Linked DNA regions of Homo sapiens: region 1 is linked to region 2. A link is a loop called in an ENCODE intact Hi-C map of the cell type or tissue named here. Cell type or tissue: heart left ventricle. All regions are shown on one strand. Each heading gives the region's core, and the rest is flanking DNA. Links, peaks and the distances in the headings are about the cores only.

The links. A loop is a pair of places that touch in the nucleus more often than their neighbours do. Peaks named below come from ENCODE experiments on the same cell type or tissue, not always from the same donor. Only the 100,000 strongest peaks of a DNase experiment are listed, where the experiment ranks them.
Region 1: a loop joins it to region 2, with 1.8 times the contacts of the local background. A loop is called at or near these places in 2 of 110 quality-filtered maps.

The regions. Positions count from the first base shown.
Region 1 is chr6:144,360,767-144,371,451 of GRCh38, forward strand. All of the region lies in intron 2 of UTRN (utrophin), which reads left to right. Among named protein-coding and RNA genes, the nearest start is that of SNORA98, 40 kb to the right of the region's middle. In heart left ventricle, for the core only: no CTCF peak of the experiment used is centred there; no DNase peak of the experiment used is centred there; H3K27ac peaks cover 546 bases.
Region 2 is chr6:144,430,882-144,441,566 of GRCh38, forward strand. It overlaps UTRN (utrophin), which reads left to right. Exons shown (of 75, transcript NM_007124.3): 10 at 5,054-5,257; 11 at 6,684-6,865; 12 at 7,864-8,014; 13 at 9,471-9,590. Among named protein-coding and RNA genes, the nearest start is that of SNORA98, 31 kb to the left of the region's middle. RefSeq lists an enhancer at 2,739-3,241. In heart left ventricle, for the core only: no CTCF peak of the experiment used is centred there; no DNase peak of the experiment used is centred there; H3K27ac peaks cover 551 bases.

The DNA.
Region 1 (10,685 bases), core at 868-8,867, 70 kb before region 2:
TCCCAGTTGGGTTGTGATCGAATGGTAACTTGCTTGATAATGACCTTTTTATTATTGGCCACCTTTCCTTCTTTGTCTCCTTTCTCTACTCCCTAGCAGTGTTTCCTGGGATCACTTCTGAAATAAACTACTTATATTTGAATCCTTGTCTCAGGGTCTGCTTCTTGGGGGAAGGACCAAACTAAGATATTATTAGCCAACTTTTCTTTTGACTTTGATTGATGAAAGAAGAGGAAAGATCAGACCAGGAGAACAGAAATATTTTGAAGACCTTTCTGTATAAAAAGTAATGAATTTAACTTCACCGATTCAAGAGACAGGACAGTAAATATTCTTGTTATGCTGCTTCCCAGGGTGTCCTAAGAAAGAGTCTTCAGATTGTACTATGGGATTAAAGCCATGGCAGATGGCACTTAATGTCCCTGACTAATGTGACTTTCCACCCACTTTCTTTACACCATAGTTTGACTCAGGGGCTTGCTGGATTTCAGAAAGACTAGCTTGTAGTTTGTGGCTAAAAAGACTGGCTGATGTTAGGAAGGGGGAGAAACACCTTATGTGTTGCTCTACTAATTTTGTCCTTGATTTTGAGCTAATTATTAATGCTCCAGGGAAAAATTTTAGCTTGGCAGGCAGGGAAATATTAGTTTCAATTGTGAGCTTAATCCAGAGGGCTATGTTTGAGTTAAAACCATCCAGGAGTCTTCCAGGGAAGTCCAGAATCTTCCAGGGAAGACCAGGTGGATCTATTTCTGGATGCTAAAAGGGGCATTGCGGGGCTGATAAGGAAATAAGTCCCTTGTTCTTTAAAAAAAAATTATTTATTTATTTATCTTTTTTAGAGACAGTGTCTCACTCTGTTACCCAGGCTGGAGTGCAATGGCATGACCATGGCTCATGCAGCCTCAACCTTCTGGGTTCAAGTGATCCTCCCTCCTCAGTTTCCCAAGTAGCTGGGACCACAGGTGTCTGAAACCACACCTGGCTAATTTTCTTTCTTTCTTTCTTTTTTTTTTTTTTGTAGAGATGGGGTCTCGCTATGTTGCCCAGGCTGGTCTTGAACTCCTGGGCTTAAGTGATCCTCCTACTTTGGTCTCCTAAAAGTGCTGAGATTACAGATGTGAGACACCTCACCCAGCCAGAACTGCCTGTTTCATTAGAGAGACACAAGTCAATTCCTGGAATTTTTTTTTCCTTTTTGCTGCCACTTTCTTACTTAAAAGAATAAAAATCAAAGCCAAATTCATCATAGTAATCATAATAATGGCAACAACAACAAAAAAAGGAGTAAAATAGAGTTGTGAATGTTTGCTTTGTTATTAAACATATCAACTCATTGGAGCTGATTTATATAAAGTTAAATCCTGCTAGAATAGCTGGATTCCTTCCTACATGGGTGGGGTGGGAATGCTGAGATCCTGGTGTGGGCATTCCATGCCAGGGTAGAAATTTCCTGCTCAGGCACTTAGTGAAGGAGCCAACTGAGGGAGGATAGGTGATGTGCCCGCCCATCCGGTGGCACCCAGTGACCTGTGCACACCACCCCCCATCTGCCCAGGACCCAGCCATGTTGTTCATTGTACCCTTTTCAGACTGCTGACCTCCAGGAGCACTTGTCTTAAAGTCACATAGCTGTATTTTTCCTCTCCAGAAAAATTTTGAATGTATTTTCTAAATAGCTGAGGTCATTGCATGGTCTTCAGTGAACTTAGCTACAAGTGAATGTGACCTGGAGTGACCCAGAGTGAGTGCTGGCCAGCATAGGTTTCACATTTTCTGTGTGAAAGTTCTTCTTTTGTTGTTTGTGATTAATAACTGGATGGGATATAAAGCCAAATGATTTCATTGTTGAACACAGACTTGAAGGTCATGAGAAACTGCCTGTTCAAATTACACTTTGCCAAGACATGGAAAAAGGTCTGCATCAACACCTGAATAGTTTTAGAAATACGGTAGAGAAGGAAAAAAATGACATGCCACTTGTTATGTGATGTGAAAGTTGATTTCCACGCGATGCAATATCTTGGGTCCTTACAACATCTGACCTATGAGGCTGATGAGTTTGCACTGAGTCAGGACTTTAAAACAAAGGTGTATTGAGGACCTACTGTGTGCCAGGTCATTTAGAATGAGTTTTTATGCTAAGTAATGTGTTATATTTATGCTTATTTTGTTAAGTGCTCAGTTTCTCTTAGGTTTTGTATTATGTGGGTTTGCTATTTTTTAAAAAAATATTTTTAATTTTTTGGGTATGGTTTGCTATTTGAAATATGATTTTGAATAAGTTTCTCAGTACATAGCACTTTTAATTTTATGTTTTTAAAAGATTTTTTAATGGTTATACATAATAATTGATGGACACACAATAGTATTTAAATCTAAAAATAGAGAAACCATGGCACACAAAACACAGTATCTTACAGAACTGTATTATTTGCTTCTTTTCTATGTGTTTTCTAGGCTTTTGAGTCAGATGTTAGGAAAGAGTCTGTCCATCTTTAATTTTCTCACTTCGAGAAGCACTGAAATATTTCTATACATATGTCCATTGGTATAGCGACCTAACACAACTTTAAAATCATTTTGAAATTGACGCACAGAGAGCTTGGTTTTCCAGAACTGGTGAGGTGTAAGATGGTTGAGGACTGACTTGGCCTGGTCGGACCTGTTTCTTTGTAGCATTATTACTATTTGTTTATTTTCCACCTGGGCCTTACATCTTCCCTCTCAAGACAGCGTCTAGGTCCCAACTCAGTTGGTAGGAATTTGTGCAGTAGCAAACCTGCAGATGGGCAGAGATACAAACTCACTCAACTCACATTACAGTCTTTCCCTGTCTAAAACAAACAAGAAAACAAAACAAAAAAGGGAGAGATCATATAGGCGTGTATATATACAATATTTTGTTATAGATAAGGAACAAAGTACCATATGAATTCAAAAGGTGAGGGTGGGATGGGTTTAGAGCTGGGAGAGAAACCATCTAAAGCCTTCATGAAAGGGGGTACCATTTGCTGTGGATACTGATGGCAATGTTGGGGCTGGAGGAAAATGTTCCAGGTAGAGGGCACAGAATTAATAGGGGGTAGCTATAAAAAGCATGCTGAATACCATGCTAGGTAGGCATTTAGCCCTGTAGCATATAGATGTATCTGAATTTAAAGGCAGTGGGTGATGTTCGGAGGTTTGGAGCATAAGATATTTTGTGATCAGAAGAAGGTGAATCTGTCAGAGGTGTTTAGGAAGCAAATACAAGGGTAGATAGTATGGGAGGTTATTGTAGTACCTTGAGAGAATGCTATTGAGGACCTGGATGTTGAGGTTGGTAGCCTGGGAATATCTGGGCTCTGTTGATGAATTAAATTGAGTTATGGCAAAGCTCTCTTCGTGGATTTCAATATTTGCGATTCCACTGCTTAAAGCTGAGCTCACTCTTCTTTTCGGTGTAACTGTGATGGAAGGAACTTGCGTGTGAGAGTCTCCCTCTTGTTGGGTCTGTGCTATTGGTTTGTTGATTAGGAACTCAATTGGTACCTGCAGAAATTGCCTCTGATTGGGACCTGCTTCTCCCCACTGTCTCCCTTATGTTTCCCCCTGAGAGGTAAAAGGAGTGATTTGGGTCAAATGTCCTTTGTTTTGGGTTGGTTTGTGTGGGATGACTCCTGGTGTAGATTTTGTGTGTGGGTGCTAATGTACTTATAGCCAGCTGGGGCTAGAAGCTCAGGCACCCACAGCTTTGCTCTCCCCACTTCGCGTTTTTACTTCTGATTTTCTGTTTCCCAATTTGTGATTCACAGGCAGGGATGACTGACTGAGAAGCGTTGCAGATGAGTCCGTGTATTTGTTTCATTTTGTGATTGTTTCAAATTAGCACAAATTTGATGGCTTAAAACAACACAACTTTACTATCTTACATTTCTGAAGGTTAGAAGTCTGACACGGGTCTTACTGAGCTAAAATGAAGGTGTTGACAGGGCCATGTTCCTTCTGGAAGCTCCAGAGGAGACTCCTTTCCCTGGTCTTTTCCAGCCTCCACAGGCTGCCCATGTTTCTTGGCTCATGGCTCTCTTTAGTCTTCAAAACCAACAGTGGTGGGCTGAGTCCTTCTCATGTGGCTCGTTGCTCGCTCTGCTATTCAACTCTCTTCCTTTTCCACTTAGAAGGCCCCTTGTGATTTCACTGGGCACACCAGGCTAACCCAAGATAACCTTCTATCCTAAAGTCAGTTGATTAGCAAACAATACTTTCATCTGCAACCTCAATTTACCCCTTGCTGTGTAACCTAAGGTACTCACAGGACATGGGCCTCTTTTGCAAGTGGAGAGGAAGAAGATGTATTATTCTGCTTGCCACATTGCGTAGCTCTTGATTTTCACTTCTTTTAAAAAAGAACATCTGCAGAAAGAATTGAGAGTGGTGGATAATTCTCCAATCATTCCTGCTTTCTCCTGAAATAAATTTCATGCCTTTCTTTTAGCAGTTGATTTAATAATTAATTTTAAAAATAATGTTAGAAGAAGCTTTTCCTGTTCATGTGTGTGTTATGATGCATATGTTTGTCTGATGAAGGGGAAAAAGGGAAGGAATGACTCAAGTACTTTCAACTTTAGGGCCAGCCTAGGATTGGAATTCTGGAGTAGATCATGAGGAGGAGATGGTCAACTTTCTTGTGACAAAAGCATGTACATAAACCACTTAGGATTCTCCACTTTTCACATTTTATTCTGAAATTGCATGCTTCAGTTAATGTGATTTAATGGTTTTCTCTCAGTGTCATTGGCAGGATTGTTACTAAGCGACAAACATTCACCACAGTGTTCAAATGTACTTGGGAAGAAAATGAGTAGCCAAACTAAAAGTGGGATTTAAATAACTCCAATTTTATGAAAAGTGAAGAAGTTCAGAGATTACTTAAGGTATTTTTTTGGTGATCTGTGGATTCAATGATCATTTCGTTCATGGAAGGAAGTTTTATTTTTATTTTTTTCTGAGACTGAGTCTTGCTCTGTCACCCAGGCTGGAGTGCAGTGGCGTGATCTCGGCTCACTGCAACCTCCGCCTCCTGGGTTCAAGTGATTCTCCTGCTTCGGCCTCCTGCATAGCTGGGACTGCAGGCATGTGTCATCACGCCTGGCTAATTTTTGTATTTTTAGTAGAGACTGGGTTTCGCCATGTTGGCCAGGCTAGTCTTGAACTCCTGACCTCAGGTGTTCCACCCGTCTCGGCCTCCCAAAGTGCTGGGATTACAGGCGTGAGCCACCGCACCTGGCCTGGGAATTTATTTTCATTAACTTAAAATATTATGGCAGCTGATAGAGATGTATGTGCATCGCATTCTATTTCTGACACAATAAACAGCGTAATCGTCACATGAATATAAAAGTTGATGTGTTAAAGCAGTACAGCTCATGTTTATTCACTTGAAAGCCAGGAGAGTATACCCGTGGGAGATGTTGCTATCAATAAATTTTTACCTATATATATTTTAACTTTGATTTTAAGTTCTGGGGTACGTGTGCAGGTTTGTTATAGAGGTAAACTTGTGTAATAGGGGTTTGTTGTACTGATTATTTCATCACCCAGGTACTAGGCCTAATAGCCATTGGTTATTTTTCCTGATTGTCTCCTTCCTCCCATCTTCCAGCCTCTGGTAGGTCCCATGTCTGTTGTTCCCCTCTATGTGTCCATGTGTTTTCATCATTTAGCTGCCACTTAAATGTGAGAACATGCGGTATTTGATTTTTCGTTCCTGTGTTAGCTTGCTAAGGATGATGGCCTTCAGTTTCATCCATGTTTCTGCAAATAACATGATCTCATTCTATTTTATGGCTGCACATATTCTGTGGTGTATATGTAACACATTTTCTTTATCCAGTCTACCATTGATGGGCATTTAGGTTGACTCCATGTCTTTACTGTTGTGAATAGTGCTGTAGTGAACATACACATGCATGTGTCATCATGATGGAATGATTTATATTCCTTTGGGTTTATACCCAGTAATGGCATTTCTGGGTTGAATGGTCTTTCTGTTGTTAGGTCTTTGAGGAATTGCCACACTGCTTTTCACAATGGTTGGACTAATTTACACTCCTACCAACAGTGTGTATGTGTTGCTTTTTCTCTGCCACTTCGCCAGTGCCTATTATTTTTTGACTTTTTGATAATAGCCATTCTGAGTGATGTGAGATGGTATCTCTACTTGCATTTTTTTTTTGTCTCTTTGTTTTTTGTTTAGATGGACTCTCGCTCTGTCATCCAGACTGGAGTGCAGTAGCGCAATCTTGGCTCACTGCAACCTCCATCTCCCGGGTTCAAGTGATTCTCCTGCCTCAGTGTCCAGAGTAGCTGGGACTACAGGCGCGTGCCATCACACCCGGCTAATTTTTTGTATTTTTAGTAGAGATGGGGTTTCACCATGTTGGCCAGGATGGTCTTGAACTCCTGACCTCAAGTGATCTGCCTGCCTCTGCCTCCCAAAGTGCTGGGATTACAGGTGTGAGCCACTGTGCCCGGCCCCTCTACCTGCGTTTTTAATAAAGGATTATACATGAGTCAAGGATTTGTTAAAAAAAAAAAAAAATCCTTCCAAGATAATTATACATACATTACTCAGAACTGTCACTTTTTTTGGTTAATTTTACAGATGTGAATTTTATTTTATAGATATGTTCTTTTTATGACTTTCCTCAATTATTATATAGACAATGCAGTTGTTGAATAATATCTAAATTATTTAGAATAATAGAATATTTTCTATTATGCATTTCTGAAAAACTCAAGTTACTGTTAGAATTAAGTAAGGATTTTGTCGTAGACAAACAGATGTAGCGATAGCATAGTAACCTACTAGGTTAGATACTGCCTGAATCTTTTGTTCTTATATGGATAAATTCTACGAGCTTTTATTTTTCAAGGAGAAACTTATCTTCAAGAAGACAGTAATTTGTTGGCGGGGGGCGACCAGGAGAAAAATCCTAAGAATGTGAAAACCCCTATATAAGGAGAAGTTTCTGTTTCTTTCTCTTTTTTTGAGATGGAGTTTCACTCTTTTGCCCAGGCTGGAGTGCAGTAGTGCGATCTCGGCTCACTCCAACCTCTGCCTTCTGGTTTCAAGTGATTCTCATGCCTCAGCCTTCCGAGTAGCTGGGATTACAGGCACCCGCCACCACGCCTGGCTGATTTTTGTATTTTTAGTATAGATGGGGTTTCACCATGTTGGCCAGGCCGGTATCAAACTCCTGACCTCATGATCTGCCTGCCTTGGCCTTCTGAAGTGCTGGGATTACAGCCGTGAGCCACTGCACCCCGCCTTCTGTTTCCTTTATTACTGATAATCCTTAGTGATCTAAAGACTGAGATCCTATAAGCTTGTTGCTACTTTCCCTTTTCATGTCTCATAAAAAGCCATGGTACAGGCTGTTGGGAATTATCACGTGGACATTGAAGATAACCTAATTCTGGCCATTGATTTCTTCAGTTTCTTTATCCTGCAGTGTGTAGAAGAAAGAAAACTGTGACATATATCAAACCAGAAAGACATATGACATTAAAGGAATAACAAGCCTGGCACAGAGTAGATGCTCAATAAATATTTTTTAAAGCAATGGACCAAATAATTTGTTGGTATATGTTAATTTGTTAATTTTTATATGCTAGATTCCTTGTTTTTTGGCCTTAGGAAAGAGAAACATATCTTTACCATTAAGGAATATACATGATAAGCATGGCTGGGTGGCTCAGGCCTGTAATCCCAGCGCTTTGGGAGGCCGAGGTAGGCGGATTGCCTGAGATCAGGAGTTTTAGATCAGCCTGACCAACATGATGAAACCCCATCTCTACTTTAAAAATGCAAAAATTAGCTGGGTGTGGTGGTGCACGCCTGTAGTCCCAGCTACTCAGGAGGCTGAGGCAGGAGAGTCGCTTGAACCTGGGAGGAGGAGGTTGCAGTGAGCCCAAATCATGCCCTTGCACTCCAGCCTGGGCAACTCCGTCGCAAAAAAAGAAAAAAAAAGGATTATAAATGAATAAATGATAAGGTTTTTTAAAGTTAGGGTCCGTTTAGTGGCAGTTTGGAAATTACAGATCAGGATCTAAGAGAGCTCTAATGACAGTTCTTTTGTGACTTACAAGGTGTCTTTTTACTGTGTTTGACTTAAGGGATTTTGTTTTGTTTGGTTTATCTTTTAATTTCTGTTTTGACCTTTCATAAAATGAGACCTTATAGAATTCTCTTAAGATAGTGTTCATAAACTTTTTTTGGATTGAGAGGTCTTTAAAAAAATTGATGTGGAGGTTATAGAATTTCTGCCTGTGCTCAAATTCACATATGTGAGGACATGCATTATTTTTCTCATAACTTTAAGAAGTTTGGGAAGTCACTAAAACTTACCCAGATCTGTTCATTCGTTCATTTGATTCATATTTGTTTATTCATTTCTATGGCTTATAAGGTTTGTAGGACCATCTGACAGAGTGCTACCCTTAGTTGTTTTCTTTCTTTTTAAATACAATATTGTGTAGTTGTATTTTAAAAGTCAAACATTTCATCACATAAAAATTATAACCTGGGCTGGGCATGGTGGCTCACGCCTGTAATCCCAGCACTTTGGGAGGCTGAAGTGGGCAGATCACGAGGTCAAGAGATCGAGACCATCCTGGCCAACATGGTAAAACCCCGTCTTTACTAAAAATACAAAAATTAGCTGATTGTGGTGGCGCGTGCCTCTAGTCCCAGCTACTGGGAGGTTGAGGCAGGAGAATCGCTTGAACCTAGGAGGTTGAGGTTGCAGTGAGCTGAGATCGTGCCACTGCACTCCAGCCTGGCAACAGAGCGAGACTCTGTCTCAAAAAAGAAAACAAAACAGAAAACAAATTACACCCTACTCCTAGTGGGGAACCCTCTGATATGGTTTGGTTGTGTCCCCACACAAATCTCATCTTGAATTGTATCTCCCATAATTCCCACATGTTGTGGGAGGAAACTGGTGGGAGGTAATTGAATTATGAGGGCAGGTTTTTCCCGTGCTATTCTTGTGATATTGAAGTCTCATGAGATCTAATGGTTTTATAAAGGGCAGTTCCCCTGCACATGGTCTCTTGCCTGCCACCATGTAAGACATGCCTTTGCTCCTCCTTCACCTTCTGCCATGATTGCAAGGCCTCCCCAGCCATGTGGAACTGTGAGTCCATTAAACCTCTTTTTCTTTATAAATTACCCAGTCTTGGGTATTTCTTCACAGCAGTATGAAAATGGACTAATGCAAGAAATTTGTACTGGTAGAGTTGGGTACTGCTAATTAAGATACCTGACAATGTGGAAGTGACTTTGGAACTGGGTAACAGGCAGAGCTTTGAAGAACTTGGAGGGCTTCCCAGGAAGATGTTAATCCCCAAGACAGTGGGGAAAATGGCTCCAGGGCATGTCAGAGGTCTTCACGGCAGCCCCTCCCATCCCAAGCCAGGAGGTCTAGGAGGGAAAAATGGTTTAGTGGGCCAGGCCCAGGGCCCTGCTGCTTTGTGCAGTCCTGGGACTTGGTGCCCTGTGTCCCAGCCATGGCTACAAGGGGCCAACGTATAGCTCAGGCCGTTGATTCAAAGGGTGCAAGCCCCAACCCTGGGAGGCTTATGCATGGTGTTGGACCTGTAGGTGCACAGAAGTCAAGAATTGAGGTTTGGGAACCTCCACTTAGATTTCAGAGGATGTATGGAAATGCCTGGATGTCCAGGCAGAGGTGTGTTGCAGGGGCAGAGCCCTAATGGAGAACCTCTGCTAGGGCAGCGTGGAAGGGACACGTGAGGTGGGAGCCCCCGCACAGAATTCCCACTGGGGAACTGCCTAATGGAGCTGTGAGAAGAGGGCCATCATCCTTCAGACCCCAGAATGGTAGATCCACTGACAGCTAACATCGTGCACCTGGAAAAGCCACAGACAATGCCAGCCCGTGAAAGCAGCCAGGAGGGTCTGTACCCTGCAAAACCACAGGGTCGGAGCTGCCCAAGACCATGGGAACCCACCTCTTGCATCAGCATTACCTGGATTTGAGACATGGAGTCAAAGGAGATCATTTTGGAGCTTTATGATTTGACTGTCCTCCTGGATTTCAGACTTACATGGGGCCTGTATTCGTACTGAAAATCAAGATCAAGTGAGCTTTTGCCCTTTTGCTCCATGGGATGTTTCTGTCCTCCCTGAGCTCACCTTAAGACACCTGCATTACTGTTTGACAGGTGTACTGCCCCAGTCAAACTCCCCACCTAGCACTGTCCCCAGTCCCCTGACTCATCCCTGCAAGGGGGCCTCCCACTTATTCTACACCTCTCATGTCTCTTCACTGTGCCAGAATAGAGTCAAGTTCAACAGGGTCTTCTCTCCCCACTGACTTTTTTTGTTTATGTGCATTTACTAACGTGAGTATTAAAATATGAATTTATATTGCCTATTTTTAATAAATACAAGATGATATTATTTATATTGTTTACAGGTTTTGTTTTTCCTTAGCTAAATATACTGAATTCCTTTCCATGCCAGTATTAGTAGATCTAGCATGCTTTTTTAAATCCCCCTATTACCCATTATTTACCATGAACCTAATTCTACAGACATACTAAAGTTCTTTGCAGATTAACTTTTATTTATTTTATTTATGTGCTTATGTTTTTGAGACGGAGTTTCACTTTTGTTG
Region 2 (10,685 bases), core at 997-8,996:
CCCATCCTTTTATTTCCCCCGTTTCAAAAATAGTGTGATTTATAGAAAAAGAAAAAAATTTACTGAAAAGAAAGGATTGAGAAATGAGGCCTGATTGTGAACCCAGGGCTCTCTTTTGTAGTGAATATCAAATGATGCTGAGGAAAATTCCTAACTTACTATAATTGAAAAAAATGCTAGGAAGTATTTGCCTCTAAAAGTATAGTTATTATTCTACATTAATGATGCACCTTTTTAGTTGGCTCAGATGATCTTCTGAGTTTGTTACAGGGTTTTAGATTCATTTCCTTATTGCATTTTGTTAGAAGGAGGAGATATTTTATTTAGTTCTTATAGTTAAGGGCCTTCTCTCTTAAAAAGGAAGGAGACTTCATTTACTTTTCATGATGTGTAGATAAAATAATCACTTCTGTTTAGGGCTCAGCGTGGCATGATAAGAACTTCAGAAAACATTTGCTATTTGATTAAGTGCAAGTGTATTAACACCTCTTCATTTGCAAGCTTTCATTAGTGTCTTAGAGGCTGAATTACGTTAATTGAAAACTAAAATGTGATCAAGTTTTAATCATCTCTCTGACATAGCTTGCCATCTGCTACTCTCCTAATAGTCAGACTTCTTCTGCCCTGTTCTTTCTACAAACATACGCTGGTGGTCAATGAATAATTCCTGCATTTCTCTTTAAATATCCGTCAGTTGAAAGTTTCCTCATGTGTTCGAATTAATACCGTCTGAACATTTGTGTTTAGATAGTGCCTTCCTTCTCGACCTCATGGATGCTGGTGCCTATCTCAGTGACCTTTGGCTGGTCACTAACTTTCCTGGTTCTTAGAAATTCTCATTATAGTATAGAGGTTTGGAGCTAAATGATCTCCAGGGGTTATTTTAGCTCTACAGTTTTAGGATTTTTTGTCCATAACTTAACTCATTTTTCTTTCTCTGTCTTTGGCACCATCTGTCTTTTAATTATCCACTGTTTCGACTCTGTGCTGATTGGTTCATTTCTTAACTCATATATTCAGTTTCCTGGATTCTTCAAGCCTTCCTCCAAAATGTCTTTTGTGTGTGTTTTCATTTTATTGCAGCCTTCATACTCATTTTTATTTTATTTTTTTAGTATTATACTTTAAGTTTTAGGGTACATGTGCACAACATGAAGGTTTGTTACATATGTATACATGTGCCACGGGTGGTGTGCTGCACCCATTAACTCGTCCTTTAGCATTAGGTATATCTCCTAATGCTATTTAAAGACTTCATTTTCTCCTATAGTTTACAAGCTGTGGCCTACCTCTGCTACTCTGCCCTGCAGTTAGAGTGGACTTTTCCCCCAAGACTCTTGTTCATGCAGGTTCCCCTCTGTTAAATGCTTCTGCACCCACCATTATATGGCAGCCTGCACATTTTTCCTCAGTTTAAATGGAGCCTTTTCAGAGAAGTCTTTTCTGATTAATCTATCAAAATACAACTCTCTGTCTCTCTCTCTCTTTCTGTCACTCTATCTTGGTTTCTTACTATCACAGTATTTTTGTAAACTGTGTTAAGAATTTTAAATTGTATCTTAAGAGCATTGGGAAAGCCAGTGAAAGGTTTTCAGCAGGTACGTCTTATGATGGCATTACATTTTTGAAAGATCATTCTGGCTGCTGTGTGAGAAATGGACTGTGGATTGTGAAGGTGAGAGTGTTGGGTGGGGGAAAACAGGAAAGTAAAGACACTTGTTAGCAGGTATTCCAGTTCAGAAGATGGATGTGTGTGGTTGTGGAAATGGAAAGGTCTGGATGGATTTGAGATAAGTCTTTTTTTTTTTTAATATATATTTTTTATTGATCATTCTTGGGTGTTTCTCGCAGAGGGGGATTTGGCAGGGTCACAGGACAATAGTGGAGGGAAGGTCAGCAGATAAACAAGTGAACAAAGGTCTCTGGTTTTCCTAGGCAGAGGACCCTGCGGCCTTCCGCAGTGTTTGTGTCCCTGGGTCCTTGAGATTAGGGAGTGGTGATGACTCTTAACGAGCATGCTGCCTTCTAGCATCTGTTTAACAAAGCACATCTTGCACCGCCCTTAATCCATTTAACCCTGAGTGGACACAGCACATGTTTCAGAGAGCACAGGGTTGGGGGCAAGGTCACAGATCAACAGGATCCCAAGGCAGAAGAATTTTTCTTAGTACAGAACAAAATGAAAAGTCTCCCATGTCTCCTTCTTTCTACACAGACACGGCAACCATCCGATTTCTCAATCTTTTCCCCACCTTTCCCCCCTTTCTATTCCACAAAACCGCCATTGTCATCATGGCCCGTTCTCAATGAGCTGTTGGGTACACCTCCCAGACGGGGTGGTGGCCGGGCAGAGGGGCTCCTCACTTCCCAGTAGGGGCGGCCAGGCAGAGGCGCCCCTCACCTCCCGGACGGGGCGGCTGGCCGGGTGGGGGGCTGAACCCCCCACCTCCCTCCCGGACGGGGCGGCTGGCCTGGCGGGGGCTGACCCCCACCTCCCTCCCGGACGGGGTGGCTGCCGGGCGGAGACGCTCCTCACTTCCCAGACGGGGTGGCTGCCGGGCGGAGGGGCTCCTCACTTCTCAGACGGGGCGGTTGCCAGGCAGAGGGTCTCCTCACTTCCCAGACGGGGTGGCTGCCGGGCAGAGGGGCTCCTCACTTCTCAGATGGGGCGGCTGCCGGGCGGAGGGGCTCCTCCCTTCTCAGATGGGGCGGTTGCCAGGCAGAGGGTCTCCTCACTTCTCAGACGGGGCGGCCGGGCAGAGACGCTCCTCACCTCCCAGACGGGGTCGCGGCCGGGCAGAGGCACTCCTCACATCCCAGATGGGGTGGCGGGGCAGAGGCGCTCCCCACATCTCAGAAGATGGGCAGTCGGGCAGAGATGCTCCTCACTTCCTAGATGGGATGGCGGCCGGGAAGAGGTGCTCCTCACTTCCTAGATGGGATGGCGGCCGGGCAGAGACGCTCCTCACTTTCCAGACTGGGCAGCCAGGCAGAGGGGCTCCTCACATCCCAGACGATGGGCGGCCAGGCAGAGACGCTCCTCACTTCCCAGACGGGGTGGCAGCCGGGCAGAGGCTGCAGTCTCGGCACTTTGGGAGGCCAAGGCAGGCGGCTGGGATGTGGAGGTTGTAGCGAGCCGAGATCACGCCACTGCACTCCAGCCTGGGCACCATTGAGCGCTGAGTGAACTAGACTCCGTCTGCAATCCCGGCACCTCGGGAGGCCGAGGCTGGCGGATCACTCGCGGTCAGGAGCTGGAGACCAGCCCGGCCAACACAGCGAAACCCCGTCTCCACCAAAAAAATACGAAAACCAGTCAGGCGTGGTGGCGCGCACCTGCAATTGCAGGCACTCGGCAGGCTGAGGCAGGAGAATCAGGCAGGGAGGTTGCAGTGAGCCGAGATGGCAGCAGTACAGTCCAGCTTCGGCTCGGCATCAGAGGGAGACCGTGGAAAGAGGGGAGGGGGAGGGGGAGGGAGAGGGAGCGAAGTTTTGAAGGAAGGTCAGAATTACTTATGTATTAAATGTGGAAGATGAAGGAGAGAGAAGCTGGGGCTGGCTCCCAGGTTTGTAGCTGGAGTACCTAGTTGCAGGGAGGAGCCATCTACTGAGTTGGAGAAGTCTGAGGAGGAACAAGCTTTGGAAGAAAGTAAAGGTTTTGAATATGGACATGGTTTAATATGCCTAGGAGGCGCTGAAGTAGAGATGTGAAAATAGTGGGATATGAGAGTTTGGAATCCAGACTCCTAGGTGGTTCTAGATGTTCTTTAAATCCAATAGGAGTAGATGAGATTACTCAGACACAGTATACAGTGGGGAGAAAAAAGAGCCTAGAACTTAATTTTGAGGAGATTCATTACTTATGAGTCAGCAGCTGCTGTTGAACCAGCAGGAAACCAGGGCAGTGTCACAGAAGCAGGGAAACAAGCTTCTGAAAGCTCAAGTTGCTCAGCCTTGAGGAGTGCTACCAAGGTCTGAAGCAAGGAACGTGGGTGGCCAGCTCTCCGGGCTTACTTGGGACAGTTCTGGTTTGGATTTGTTGTTTGAGCACAGTTATCATCAAAAATACTCTAGTTTGTTGGTTAATTATATGGTCACCCTGAAGATGATGCTAGAAAGGTCCGTTTGGCAATGGGAAGGTTATTGATGACATTGGTAAAAGCCTTTTCAGTTGAGTCATGGGGCAAATAGCAAGTTGAAGTTAAAGGGAATGTTAACAAACCATAGCTGTTAAATACTTGAGCATTTTTTGTATTGTTCTCTATACGTTTCTGTACATTTGAAATATTGTACTTAAAAATCATGCATGAGAGTTGATAAAGTAGAGACAGAATGTAGGCAAGTCTTCAAGAAATCTTGCTCTGAAAGGGAACAAAAGAACTAGGGAGAGTCAATTTGGTTATAAGCTCTTAAAGTATATATGGAAATACTCAGTTATTTAGAAAGAGGTTGATAGAAATTTATTCCATGAGCCCTAAAAGGCCATCAGATAAACCAGAGGGCAACTGCCTAAGAAAAATACAATCAGTACAGCAGCCTGTGTGGCTGTCTTTTAGTGTCTAAAATGCAATGCTAAAATGCAGTTCAGCAAAAGCAATTTACCTAAGGGTCAAGGCAGAATTCTCACCTTTCTTTTTCTTTAAATTACAGAAAAGGCCTAACACGTTCCAGCTCCTCTACGAAACTTTCCTGTTTTAGCCTTTGTTGAACTCAAATATCATGCCTTGTTGGGACCATGGCATTTACTTTTCTAATAGCTGTTCTTCAATTTCTGTTCAGAAGTGATTCATGTGGGTTCTCTGTCCCTAACTATATTAGAATCTCCTTGAGTACAGAATTCATGAGTGCATGCTGCTTTTATACTCTTTGCTACCCTAGTGCACTTACTCAATGCTTCTAACTCATTCATGGCAGTGCCCATTTGGCTCCTGAGAATTGGATTAGTGCCTAAGACAGAGTGGTGGGTACTTTGGGTTCGCCATACAGTGTGAGTTTGCTGAACACCTCTTGCTTTGATGATTAGTGTGGGTTTTTCTTGGCTTTGTTTTTACAGAGTACAGCGCCTGAGGAGGAGCATGAGAGTCCCCGAGCTGAAACTCCCAGCACTGTCACTGAGGTTGACATGGATCTGGACAGCTATCAGATTGCGTTGGAGGAAGTGCTGACCTGGTTGCTTTCTGCTGAGGACACTTTCCAGGAGCAGGATGATATTTCTGATGATGTTGAAGAAGTCAAAGACCAGTTTGCAACCCATGAAGTAAATATCTGTAGTTTCTTAGCAGGGTGTGTCCCCCACGGGACCTGAGCCTTAATCAGGGACTCTACTCTCCTATTTGTTATCTACTGAATTCTGTTCTTTGGAAAGGTCAATGGTTTATTTCAGGAACTGTGATATTTAAATAGTGCTTTGTCACAAAATTGGTATGGGTGATTAAACTGTGCCTCAGAATTAGATTTTAGATTTTAGTCTCCTTGTGTGTTTTGGAGAGCCACTGATGAAAATCATTGCATAGTACTGCTCAGTTCTGAAGTGCATTGTTATATTTCAAAAGCAAACGAGTGAACCAATACACCAAATCTTTAAGATTTGAGTGTTCCCTAGGAAATGATTATTCTTTTTAATTGCATGATTAAGCAAATGTCATACCCAGGGTTCCTGTATTTTTTCATATCATAAAAGTTTCCTGCTCCTTTGAGGACATACTATATTGCAGCATAGTGAATTTCACTATATGGAGATTTCTTTTGGTTAAATTTTTCTTTTGTATAGTTATGTGAATTGACAGATCTTATTTGTTGTTTTGGATAGAAAATAATATAAGTGGTAATATCTCTTAAACAGTTCCTCTTGGGTGAGTATGGTATTTTATTTTATATATATATTTATATATATAATAAATAAATATATATTTATATATAAATATATATAAATAAAAATAAATATATATTTTATTTTATATATAAATAAAATATATAAATAAATATATATAAATAAAATATATAAATATTTTTATATATAATCTATTTATATATTATATATGTATATGTATATGTGTGTGTATATATATATATTTATAATTTTTTTTTTTTTAACAGAGTCTTACTCTGTCACCCAGGCTGGAGTGCAGTGGCACAATCTTGGCTCACTGCAACTTCTACCTCCTGGCTTCAAGTGATTCTCCTGCATCAGCCTCCCAAGTAGCTGGGACTGCAAACATGTGCCACCACGCCCGGCTAATTTTTTGTGTTTTTAGTTAGAGACGGGGTTTCACCTTGTTGTCCAGGCTGGTCTTGAACTCCTGGCCTAGGTGATCCACCTGCCTCAGCCTCCCAAAATGCTGGGATTATAGGTGTGAGCCACCACACCCAGCCTTTTATTTTATTTATTTAGAATTCCATGTTCATGATCTATGAGTAGCATAGTCAGCATTTACTTTAAAATAGCTGGTATTATCAGATGCATCATTGCTTGCTTTGAGCTATTTCTCTTTTAACTTATGGCAGGTGTTTATTCCTATTTTCAGAGATTAAAAAATGTGGTCAATGTCTATTTTATTTGCGCTCTACTAGGCTACCTTTTTCTGCATCACTGACATTTAGGTTAGGCATTAGCAATTTGTTCAGTCTTCCTTTTTTTTTTTTGCACTGAGTAGCTCACAAATTATAACAATGTCCCTTTCTAGGCTTTTATGATGGAACTGACTGCACACCAGAGCAGTGTGGGCAGCGTCCTGCAGGCAGGCAACCAACTGATAACACAAGGAACTCTGTCAGACGAAGAAGAATTTGAGATTCAGGAACAGATGACCCTGCTGAATGCTAGATGGGAGGCTCTTAGGGTGGAGAGTATGGACAGACAGTCCCGGTGAGTGGAAAGCCAAGAAATGCACTTAATTCCACAGGCTGCTTTGCACAGTTGAGCTCTAGTAGATGTCTGCATGTCTGTGAAAGCGAGATGATTACAGAACTTGCCTTGGAAAAGTAAGACTCTTTTCTACGGGTAATATTGCTGGAATTCTGCATGATCTTTGTTTCCCCTTTGATGTGTTAGCCACACCAAAAGATAAAAGTTGGAATACAGAATTTAACAAAAAGGAAAAAGAGGATAGGCATGGTGGCTCATGCCTGTAATCCCAGCACTTGGGAGGCCAACGCGGATGGATCACTTGAGGCCAGGAGTTTGAGACCAGCCTGGGCGACATGGCGAAACTCCGTCTCTACTAAAAATACAAAAATTAGCTGGGCATGGTGGGCCATGCCTGTAATCCTAGCTACTTGGGAGGTTGAGGTATGAGGATCGCTTGAACTCAGGAGACAGAGATTGCAGTGAGCTGAGATTCAGCCACTGCACTCCAGCCTGGGTAACAAAGTGAGACTGTCTCCAAAAAAAGGAAAAGACATTTCATAGGGGCAGTTACTTATTTGCAATGTTAAGATTAGCTAAACATTAACTTGGTGTGAAGACAGGACTATGGAGTATTGATCTACTTTTCCATTTTGTGACTTTTATTTTAAAGCTTTCTCATGGTTTATTTTATTTCATGTATTGTGTCTTAAGGAGCAAACTGCATTCATTGCCACTTCCACCTATTTAATAAGCAGGAATTCCTGATTGAAGAAACAATGATTCTGATATGAATACAGGGTGCTGCTTTTTGCATTCTTTGTCTGCATTTAATGAACTCCATTTAGGACAAAATAAAAGTTTACTTTCCTGGCTTCTATATTTAAAGACTAAATGCTACCTTGAATGTTTAGACAAGGGTGTCTTCCCTTGCCCTGTATCTCCGGTGCCCAGAATGTATATTTGACTTTGCAAAGGGAAAAGGCTTGTAGGAATAATGCTGTGTTCCCCACGGACAGGCTGCACGATGTGCTGATGGAACTGCAGAAGAAGCAACTGCAGCAGCTCTCCGCCTGGTTAACACTCACAGAGGAGCGCATTCAGAAGATGGAAACTTGCCCCCTGGATGATGATGTAAAATCTCTACAAAAGCTGCTAGAAGAACATAAAGTAAATCTGTCTCATATTTCTTCGATACCTTATCAAATATGAAAGAGCAGCACTTAGCATCTCAGAGGCTGATGACATCTATCGTTAACATGAAGTTGGGACACTTCTTCAGGGTTGTCTTCATTTAGCAGCTCACAGGGTGGAATTGATAGAGATGAGACTTTTCTGAGCCAGGGATAAAAGGGCACGGTAAAATTTTATATGTGATGTGCAGTTTTCTTTTGAAAGTACATAGCTTTCATACAACTGGAGAAGGGTTCTTTTGGCCCTCTAAGTGGCTAAGAACCCAAGCATGTTGGCGTTCACATGGTGTGTGGGTGAAGAGCAAATTCTTCGTCTATGATTCAGGAAAGCGTCAGGCATTAAGTTAGGAACCAAAATTGGGTGGGCAATTTAATTTGGTCACAAGTCTAGGAGATAAACTTTTCATAGTCAAGATAAGGAAAGATAGAATAAAATATGCTCTCTGTAAATTGAAGACTTTTATTGATCAGTGAAACATTGAGGTAACTAATATGTAAAACTTTAGGAATACATTAAACACAACTCTGAGAAGCATTTGAGAACACTATTGATAGTATTTAAATAAATTTTCTTTCTTTCTTTCTTTTTTTTGAGATGGAGTCTTGCTCTGTCACCCAGGCTGGAGGGCAATGGCAAAATCTCAGCTCACTGCACCCTCTGCCTCCTGGGTTCAAGTGATTCTCCCACCTCAGTCTCCCAAGTAGCTGGGACTACAGGCGTGTGCCACCACACCCAGCTAATTTTTTGTATTTTTTGTATTTTTAGTAAAGTCAGGGTTTCACCATGTTGGCCAGGCTGGTCTTGAACTCCTGACCTCAAGTGATCCGCCTGCCTTGGGTTCCCAAAGTGCTGGGATTACAGGTGTGAGCCACCATGCCCAGCCTATAAATTTTCTATACACATGTATCCAATGACTATGCTCTTCCCATGGAAAAGGCGAGAGAATCTAAGGTGTCCATACTTCTTTAACTGCTTTATTGGGTAGCTAATCAGAGTAACTTTTGACTATCGTGTAGCATTCTACTTATCTCTTTATACTGTCCTACACTAGATAAAATGATCTCTGACTTGGTTTATTTAAGCTCTGGACTTTTTTGCTTTACCACTTCTACATTTTTGTATTAATTCCTAGTATGGACACTCAACTCCTTTATGCTATAAATTCTGAGGGAGGGCCAGAACTTGAATAAAAGTGGTGATATCTCCATTTGCAGTCTGTTATAACACTGCATCCTCAAACTGCCTTTGTTGATAATGGAATGTAAAGATGTATAATAGGATTAGTTTCATTAGTAGAACAGTTAGGGTAATGATTGGAAATTTAAATATGATGCCTCATTAACTGTCCTTAATTACTATTGACAACTGAGTGCGTTTTAAATAGGTAAATGTGAAAGTAGAAATAATGGTTTATCTTAATTTTTTTCTCTAGAGTTTGCAAAGTGATCTTGAGGCTGAACAGGTGAAAGTAAATTCACTAACTCACATGGTGGTCATTGTTGATGAAAACAGTGGTGAGAGTGCTACAGCTATCCTAGAAGACCAGTTACAGGTAAGAGTGCTGTAAAGTTGGATAATCCTGAGGGACCTGTGGTCTGAGACCCAATTACATATTGCCCTTGTTCTTCATGTCCTTTCTCATTCTTTATCCAGAAGGGTAGAAAAACCTACCTTTGATTGTACTTCTCAGTTGGGGTTCTACAGTGTGTGGGCTACAGGAGTACCCAGGTATTGATTCCTTTACTTCAGCTCTTGGGGTGAATGGATGGGGCTGGTTGCAGTCCCCAGCTTCCTTGTGCATAATGACAAGATTTGGAAGCACAGTGTATTAGTCCGTTTTCACACTGCTGATAAAGACATACCTGAGACTGGGAAGAAAAAGAGGTTTAAGGGACTTACAGTTCCATGTGGCTGGGGAGACCTCACAATCATGGTGGAAGGGAAGGAGGAGCAAGCCACATTTTATATGGATGGTGGCAGGCAAAGAGAGGGAGCTTGTGCAGGGAAACTCCTTTTTTTAAAACCATCAGACCTCGTGAGACTTACTCACTATCACAAGAACAGCAAGAGAGAGACCTGCGCCCATGAATCAATTACCTCCCACTGGGTTCCTCACTTAAAATGTGGGAATTGTGGGAGTTACAATTCAAGATGAGACTTGGATGGGGACACAAGCAAACCATATCATTCCACCCCTGGCCTCTCCCAAATCTTATGTCCTCACATTTCACAACCAATCATGCTTTCCCAACAGTACCCCCAAAGTCTTAACTCATTTCAGCATTAACTCAAAAGTCCACAGTCCAAAGTCTCATCTGAGACAAGGCAAGTCCCTTCCGCCTATGAGCCTGCAAAGTCAAAAGCAAGTTAGTTACTTCCTAGCTACAATGGGGGCACAGGCAAAGAGTAAATACATCTGTTCCAAATGGGAGAAACTGGCCAAAACAAAAGGGCTACAGTCCCCATTCAAGTATGGAATACGGTGGGGTAGTCAAATCTTAAAGCTTCAAAATGATCTCCTTTGACTTCATGTTTCACATCCAGGTCACGCCTATGCAAGAGGTAGGTTCCCATGGTCTTGGGCAGTGCTGCCTCTGTGGCTTTGCGGGAAATAGCCCCCTCCTGGCTGCTTTCATGGGTCAGTGTT